Linked DNA regions of Homo sapiens: region 2 is linked to region 1. Evidence: read pairs that join two places in POLR2A ChIA-PET (ENCODE). Cell type or tissue: Panc1. All regions are shown on one strand. Region 1 overlaps NAP1L1 (nucleosome assembly protein 1 like 1). Region 2 overlaps LOC105369844 (a long non-coding RNA gene).

What was found. Peaks named below come from ENCODE experiments on the same cell type or tissue, not always from the same donor. Only the 100,000 strongest peaks of a DNase experiment are listed, where the experiment ranks them.
Region 2: POLR2A ChIA-PET joins it to region 1 with 8 read pairs; 3 of 35 experiments call an interaction of 5 or more read pairs at or near these places.

The regions. Positions count from the first base shown.
Region 1 is chr12:76,072,900-76,076,899 of GRCh38, reverse strand. NAP1L1 (nucleosome assembly protein 1 like 1) reads left to right here. Exons shown (of 15, transcript NM_004537.7): 2 at 2,661-2,697. The coding sequence starts at 2,681. Among named protein-coding and RNA genes, the nearest start is that of NAP1L1, 9.8 kb to the left of the region's middle. In Panc1, no CTCF peak of the experiment used is centred here; no DNase peak of the experiment used is centred here.
Region 2 is chr12:75,791,429-75,795,428 of GRCh38, reverse strand. The region is part of intron 1 of LOC105369844 (a long non-coding RNA gene); the gene reads left to right. Among named protein-coding and RNA genes, the nearest start is that of PHLDA1-AS1, 240 kb to the left of the region's middle. In Panc1, no CTCF peak of the experiment used is centred here; no DNase peak of the experiment used is centred here; H3K27ac peaks cover 4,000 bases.

The sequences.
Region 1 (4,000 bases):
CAATACAGTCACATGCTGTATAGGTGTGTAGCCTGGGAGCAATAGTCTATATCATAGCCTAGGTGCGTAGTAGGCTATACCATCTAGGTTTGTGTAAGTATACTCTGATGTTTGAACAACAATACAATCACCCAGAGACACATTTCTCAGAACATATAATCCACACATGACTGTAATGGTGAATGGGAAATTAGTTCTCATTACCCCCAGTCCCTTCTTTCTCATTAGGTTACTCTGGTTAGGTTTTTGGTGTTTGTTTTCAGAAAGGGTTTATTTGTATTAAAGTATGTGCGTATATGAGTGGAGATATATATATATATATATATATATATATATATATATATATATATTTCCATATCCAAAGGGGATTTCGGCATACATCCTATACCTTGCTTTAGTGTTCCTTCATATCAACTCAGATCTGTTTCATTTGTGACTGCAAAGCATTCCATTTTTGCATATTCCATTATAGTACTAAGTTTATAATAAGCTTTGTGTGCTACCCCAAAGAAGACAACGCTATGATTGTCAAGATCAGATTTAATTCCTGTAATCATGAATTTTGTCAGTTGGGAGAGACAGACCATAGGTCAAACTAATTTATAATTACAGACTGAGACATCTTATGGTGGAAAGAAAAGAAAGCTTTATAGGAGTGTGTGTACAACCAAGAAATCTTACTTAACCGGAATGTGCAGGTTGGAGAAAGCATCTCTGGGGAGTGAAACTTTGAAATGAGAGCCAAAGGATGTGCAGGACTTGTTCAGAGCTGTGGAAGAACCTTCTAGGTGAACATGGAAAGCAAAGGCATTAGATTCTTTATAATTTTTTCATGGTAGAGCTCATAAGTGAATAAATCTGGAGATGGACATATTTTGTTTTTTTAATTTTTATGTTTTTAAGAGACAGTGTCTCATTGTGTTGCCAAGGCTTGTCTTGAACTCCTGGCCTCAAGCGGTCCTTCTGCTTCGGCCTCCCAAAGTGCTGGGATTGCAGGTGTGAGCCATGGTGCCTGGCTGAGATGGACATGTTTAAGGCTTTTGATATTCCTATTGTCAGGTTGCTCTCCAGAAAAGATACGGGAACACTAGCTGGAAATAAGGATGCATGTGCACTACAGGTTTCCCTGTATTAAAAAGAAGTTATTGATGATGTGGTAGACAAACTGGAATCCTACTTGGATTTCTTTGATGTCAGAGTTCAGTATTTTTCTTATTTTTGATTAATATTCATAATTGCTAAACACTTTGTAAATGCTGACTCATTACCCAGCATCACTAGAAAAATTCATCAGTACTATTAGGAATTATTTATAACAAATACAAAATATTTACAGAGTTAGATACATTAGGAAGAATAATTTTCTTTATAATTACTCTAAAGGATAGATACTAGGTCAGTAATAATGTTTCCCCCAAATATTAGCACTTAACTGCTAAAATCAGGATGTTTTCCATTTTTAACTCTTTGTTCATAGGCATAATACGTTGCTATGAAAGTAAACACATGCAGGATTTTGTGAATTAAATATGTATTAAGATTTTAATTTTTACCAGATAACTTGATTCTATTTATTCATAATTTTTTTAGAGACAGGGTCTTGCTGTATTTCCCAGGCAGGCCTTGAACTCCTGTGCTCAAAAGATCTTCCTGTCTCTTGGGCAGCTGGGATTACAGGCTCTTGGGCAGCTGGGATTACAGGCTCGTGCCACTGTGCCTGGCTAAGATAAACTTGATTTTAACATGGATTCTATCTAAACTTGGTTTAGTTTTTTTTGGTAATCTGTAGATTACCTGTGGCATTCTACCATTTTTTTCTGCCTGGATATAACACATCTGCTTTAAGATTTGTTTTTCCAAAAGCAGTATTCTCCAGGTTCATACTAATCTTTTAGTGAGAAGGAACTTAGGATATCCTCTGGTGAGTCTTAACAGTAAACTTACTCAGGTCTGGTAACCACAAGTCTTGACAATGTCCCTAGCATATCTAGGGGAAGCTGGAGGTTGGTGGTTGTCAGTTATCTAACATGAGGTACATGTACATTTGGAGAGATAGGGAAGGCTTACCTAACATTAAGATTGGGACCTAGAGCTTTTGAAATAGTCTAAATGGCTATTTGATCCAGGGATTAAGTCTTTTAAAAAGATATCCAGAGGGCATAGTGAGTACAGTAGGCATCAGATTTTGGTTTTCTTAAACATGAATTACATAAAATGAATATTGCTAAATACGAAATGGATAAATGGATTTAAGATGCTACGTAGTCTAAAAATTTAAGCAGAAATTGACCTTTCTTGATTGTTGAAAGAATTTGAATGAAGATCCTTTTGTACTGTTCCTTTCCTATGATTCTAGCAAATGTTAGTTTTGTTTTTAACCAATGGTGCTATTATCATAGTCTTTATACAACAGATTCTAAAAGCTTAGTGGTAACTTTTTTGTTTTAAGTAATATCCTCTGAAAAATTATTTTTGGTACTAGTAAGGAAGAATTTGCATGTTCCATGAGTTTTTTCTTCTTAACACTGATAGTATTTTAAAGGAAATAGACATTTCTTGGGATAGTTTTCAGTATGGTATTGATTTAAAGGGTTTTGGTTTCTTATTTTTTTTTAATAAATCATATACTTTTTTTTTAACATTGATGTTTCTCTCCATAGATATTTGGAGTTCTTACAACATGGCAGACATTGACAAGTAAGTGGCAGAGAGTTGGTTCTTTTTCAGAGATTTGGCATCACTTTGTACTCTGTTCTTAACAGCAAGTAGTATGAATTATATATTATGAAAATGTAGTTACTAATGCTTAGTACCTACTTTTACAAAAGTCTAGTGCAGTGTATTCAAGGTAAAATATAGAATATATGATCATTAGCATATTTATGATCATATATTCGAAACCATCGTATATACTAAACCATTTGTCACTATTTTTAAGAAAATGCTGAGCATGATAATGGATTATAAATACTTGCAGAATTCATTTTTATTGTATATATTTCCCAAAGATTTACTGCTTGCATTGTAATGTACCAAACACCCAAAATGTGTATAAAATGTATTTATATATAGAGCTTAAGGAATATTCAGACAAGTTAAAAATAGAACATTACTATCAGAAGCCTTGTGTGCCCCTTCTCAATTGCACCTTTCCCTTGCAGACATGTAAGTGCTATCCTGGCTTTTGCTAATTCTTTTCTTTGCTTTCCTTCAGAGCTTTACCACCTATAAATAATCAGTGTTTAATTTTGAAAATCTGAATAGTGATCACAAAGTTAGCTATGTAAAGCAACATTGCCACTTTGCCACTGTTAATTGAAGGCTATAAGATAGGATAACAAGGAAGAAAGACTATCTGGGTCATAGTCTGGCCTCAAGTTTTGTGAGGCTTTATAAAAGACTTATTGTGGAGAAGTATTGGGCAAGGTCATGTGTCCTGGGAAGTATAGGTTTAATCAAGTTGGCATGTGGCAGGATTCTAATGTGGATGGATGTTTTATAGAAACAGGGTCAGGAAGAATGGGATGAGGTACACAGTGTTTGTTGCGTGTAATTTTACAGTAGCCCGTGTTAAAATAGAGCACTTGGGAGTGAGGGGATGCTAAATTATTTTCCATAGCTGTTGTAGGCATCAGCGAATGATAGTGGGAGGGCTGGAAACTTCAGTACAAGATCAACACATAGAAGTACAAATAAGAATTTGGGCCACTCTTACGCATTTTATCTTCAGCATTAAAAAAAAACAGATGAGTGACTTATGCATTCTGTCTTCAGCATTAAAAAAAACGAGAAGAGTGGAAACGGCATTTTTAATAATAATGGTTCCCAAAGTGATTGTCTCCTGTGTCACACCTCTAATTTGGATTGCTTAACCTTGGTGACATGGCTGTCATTGGATCTATTTTACTATCTTCCTGAGGTTTCACCTTGTTTCTCCTCTTGGGTTTGTTGTTTGCCATATCTCACATTGCTTTCTCGGTTTGTTAGTACCTTCTTGGAA
Region 2 (4,000 bases), 280 kb after region 1:
CTTCACATTAGCTTTGGAAAACTACTAACTAGACAGTAAATTCCCAAGATCTTGCTTATTTACTTACTATGTGCCTGGCACTATGCTAGGAATATGACATATATTATCTCATTTAACCATCACAACAATCCTCCAGGGTAGGTAATGTTATGGGTCATATTTTAGAGATGAGGAAACAGGCTTAAAGATGTTAAATAACTTGCTCAAGGTCATCAAAAATAGAAATGGGATTGAAATCCAGCTCTTTCTCTCTCTCTCTCTCTCTTTTTTTTTCTTTTTTTTTTGAGATGAGTCTCTCTCTGTTGCCGAGGTTGAAGTGCAGTGGCACAGTCTCGGCTCACAGCAGTCTCTGCCTCGCGGGTTCAAGCGATTCTCCTGCCTCAGCCTCCTGAGTAGCTGGGATTATAGGTGTGCACCCCCACGCCTGGCTAATTTTCATATTTTTAGTAGAGACGGGGTTTCACCATGTTGGCCAGGCTGTTCTAGAACTCCTGACCTCAGGTGATCCACCTGCCTTGGCCTCCCAAGGCTAGCTCTCTTTAATTCCAAAGGCAGCCCAGACTCTTAAGCAGTGATATGCTGGTAAACTGGATTTCTAGTTTCTACTTTTTGGTTACTATGAGTAATGCTACTATGAACATATTTTGAAATCTCTTGGGCATATACCTAGGAATAGAATTGCTACACGCATGGTAACTCTGGTAAACTTTTTGAGGAATTGTCAAACCATTTCCTAAAGCAGCTGAAATATTTTACATTCCCACCAGTAATGTATGAGAGTTCAAATTTCTCCATATCCTTGAAAACAATTCTTATTGTCTGGCTTTTTTACTTTAACCATTCTAGTGTGTGTGAAGTAGTATCTCATGGTTTTGATTTTTATTTCTCTAATGATAAACGTTGAGCATCTTTTCATGTGCCTATTGGACGCTTGTATATCCTCTTTGGAGAAATGCCCTTTTATATCCTTTGCTTGTTTAAACATTATATCCTTTTCACCTATGTCTATGTTTATGACAGTAACAAAATTTTGATGATTATAGCTAGGTAGAAACTTTTAAAATTCAGCAGGGTGAGTCTTCTAATTTCACTCTTCTTTTTCAAAATTTTTAGGTATTTTATTCATTTGGATGCTATTATAAATTGATTAATTTCCCTTAATTTTATTTTTAGGTTGTTCATTATTTGTCTTTTATGCTTGAGTTGTAAGGGTTCGTCACATATTTTGAATATGGGTCCTTATCAGATATATGATTTGTAAATATTTTCTCCAATTCTGTGGGTTTTCATTTTCTTGATGGTGTCCTTTGAAGTATGAAAGTTTTAAATTTTAATGTAGTCTAATTTATCTATTTTTTAACTTGTTGCTCATGTTTTTGGTGTTACATCTAATAAACCATTGCTGAACTCAAAAGGCCATGAAGATTTACACGTATGTTTTCTTCCAAGAGTTTTGTAGTTTTAGCTTCTACATTTAGGTCTTTGATCCATTTTGGGTTAATTTTGGATATGATTTGAGGTTGGGGGTCCAAATTCATTCTTTTGCATGTGGATTGCCAGCTGTTCCAATAGCAGTTGAAAAGGCTATTAGTTCCCCCATTGAATGATCCTGGAACCCCCTGTTGAAAATCAATTCATCATAAGTGTACAGGTTTATTTATAGATTTTTCAATTCTTTTCTGTTGATCTATATATCTATCTTTATGACAGTAGCAAAAGTTTGATGATTACAGCTAAGTTACAGCTATGTAACTTAAAATCCAAAAGTGTGAGTCTTCTAACTGTACTCTTCTTTTGCAAGATTTCTTTAGACTATGCTAGGTTGCTTGTGTTTTCATATAAATTTTAGAATTGGTTTGTTAATATCTGTAAAAATGGCAGCTGGAATTTTCATAGGTATTGTGTTAAATCTATAGATTAATAGTATTACCATCTGAACAATATGAAGTCTTCCAGTTCATGAAGATGGATGTCTTTCTATTTTTTTTTTAGGTCTTCATTAGTTTCTTTCAATGTTGTTTTGTAGTTTTCAGTATATGAGTCTTACACAACATGGATAAAATTTATTTTTAGGTATTTTATTCTTTTGGATGCTATTATAAATTTATTTTTCCCTTAGTTTATTTTTCGATTGTTCATTGCTAGTATATAGAAATACAATTGCTTTTGTGTATTGATTTTATAGCCTGCAATCTTAGTGAACTTCTATTAGTTTGAATAGGTTTTTTCATGGATTTCTAAGTACACTGTATATATAAGATTATGTTACCTGCGAATAGAGATATTTCTTTCTTTAAATCTGGATGCCTTTTATTTTCTTGCCTGATTGTACTGATTAGAACCTACAGTACAGTGATGAAAGAAGCTTTGAGAGCAGACATCTACCCTTTGTTTCTGATTTTAGAGGGAAAGTTTTCAGTCTTTCACCATTAAGTATGATGTCATCTGTGCGTTTTCATGTATGCTCTTTATCAGGTGGAGGAAATTCCCTCCTATTCCTAGTGTGTTTAGTATTTTCATCATGATAGGGTGTTAGATTTTATCAAATGCCTTGTGTCTCTGGATATGATTATGTGGTTTCTGTCCATTATTGCATTAATATGGCATATTACAATGATTTATTTTTCTCCCCATAGTTAATCAAACCACATTCCTGAAATAAATCCTACTTGGTCATGGTGTATAATTCTTTCATATGTTGCTGGATTCAGCTGCTACCTAATAATATTTTGTTAAGGATTTTGTTCATTGTACATTCATTGGTCTGTAGTTTTCTTATGATATCTTTTTCTAGTTCTGGTAGCAGGGTAATACTGGCCTCATAGAGTGAATTGGAATGTGTTCCCTCCTCTTTTGTTTCTTGGAAGAGTTCATGAAGGATTGGTGTTAGATTTTCTTTAAATACTTGGTAGAATTTTCCAGTGAAACCCTCTAAACCTTTGAGTGTTTCTTTTTTCTTGGTCAGTCTAGCTAAATAAAGATTTGTCAGTTTTGCTGTTTTCAAAGACTAACTTTTGGTTTCATCAATATTCTCTGTTTTTTTTTTAATTCTCTGTAGCATTTATTTCTACTCCAATCTCTACTATTTCTTTCCTTCTGCTGGATTGGGGCTTAATTTGCTCTTTTTTTTTTTTTTTCTAGGTGGGAGGTCTTAAGATGGAGGCTTAGGTTATTAATTTGATATCTTCCTTTTAAAAATTGGCATTTACAGGTATAAATTTCCTTCTAAGCACTGCTTTAGCTATATTCCACAAGTTTTGGCATGTGGTGCTCTCATTTCATTCGTTTCAAAATATTTTAAAATTTCCTTCTGATTTCTGTTTTATTAGTTCGGAATATATTGTTTAATTTTCACATATTTGTGTATTTCTCAAATTTCCTTCTGTTACTGATTTCTAGTTTTATTCCCTTGTGGTTAGAGAACATATTTTGCATGATTTCAATCTTTTTAAATGTATTGAGACTCATTTTAGGTCTAACACATTGTCTGCCCTGGAGAGTGTTCCATGTGCACTTGAAAAGAATGTGTATTCTGCTGTTGTTTGATGGAGTGCTCTGTAGATGTCTGTTAGATCTAGTAGGCTTATAATGTTGTCAATGTTTTCTATCCATTTTCTTGTTGGTCTTCTGCCTAGTTCTAGTTTTAGCTGTTTTTCATGGCTACCGATGTGGTGAGCCTATCTGTTTCCAAGGCTATTTCAGAGCTGTGGAAGGTAGAATGGGAAAAGCGCAAGTTAAATCTCCTAAAATCTTGCTGTGCTTATTATGATTCAGCCATTTATATTGAATAAATCTTTCTCAGATAGTTGTAAGCCTTTTGTTAATTTCCAGAGTTCTGAAAGAAGTTGATTTTCATGAAATTTACCCATATTTTCATTGATTTTATAGAGGAACAGATTTTTGGAGATCTTCTTTCTACCATTCCCACTGATATCCTGGAAATCACAGTTTTTAGTATAAAAGGTGATGGCTGATCTGAGCCATCTTTTTTTTTTTTAAG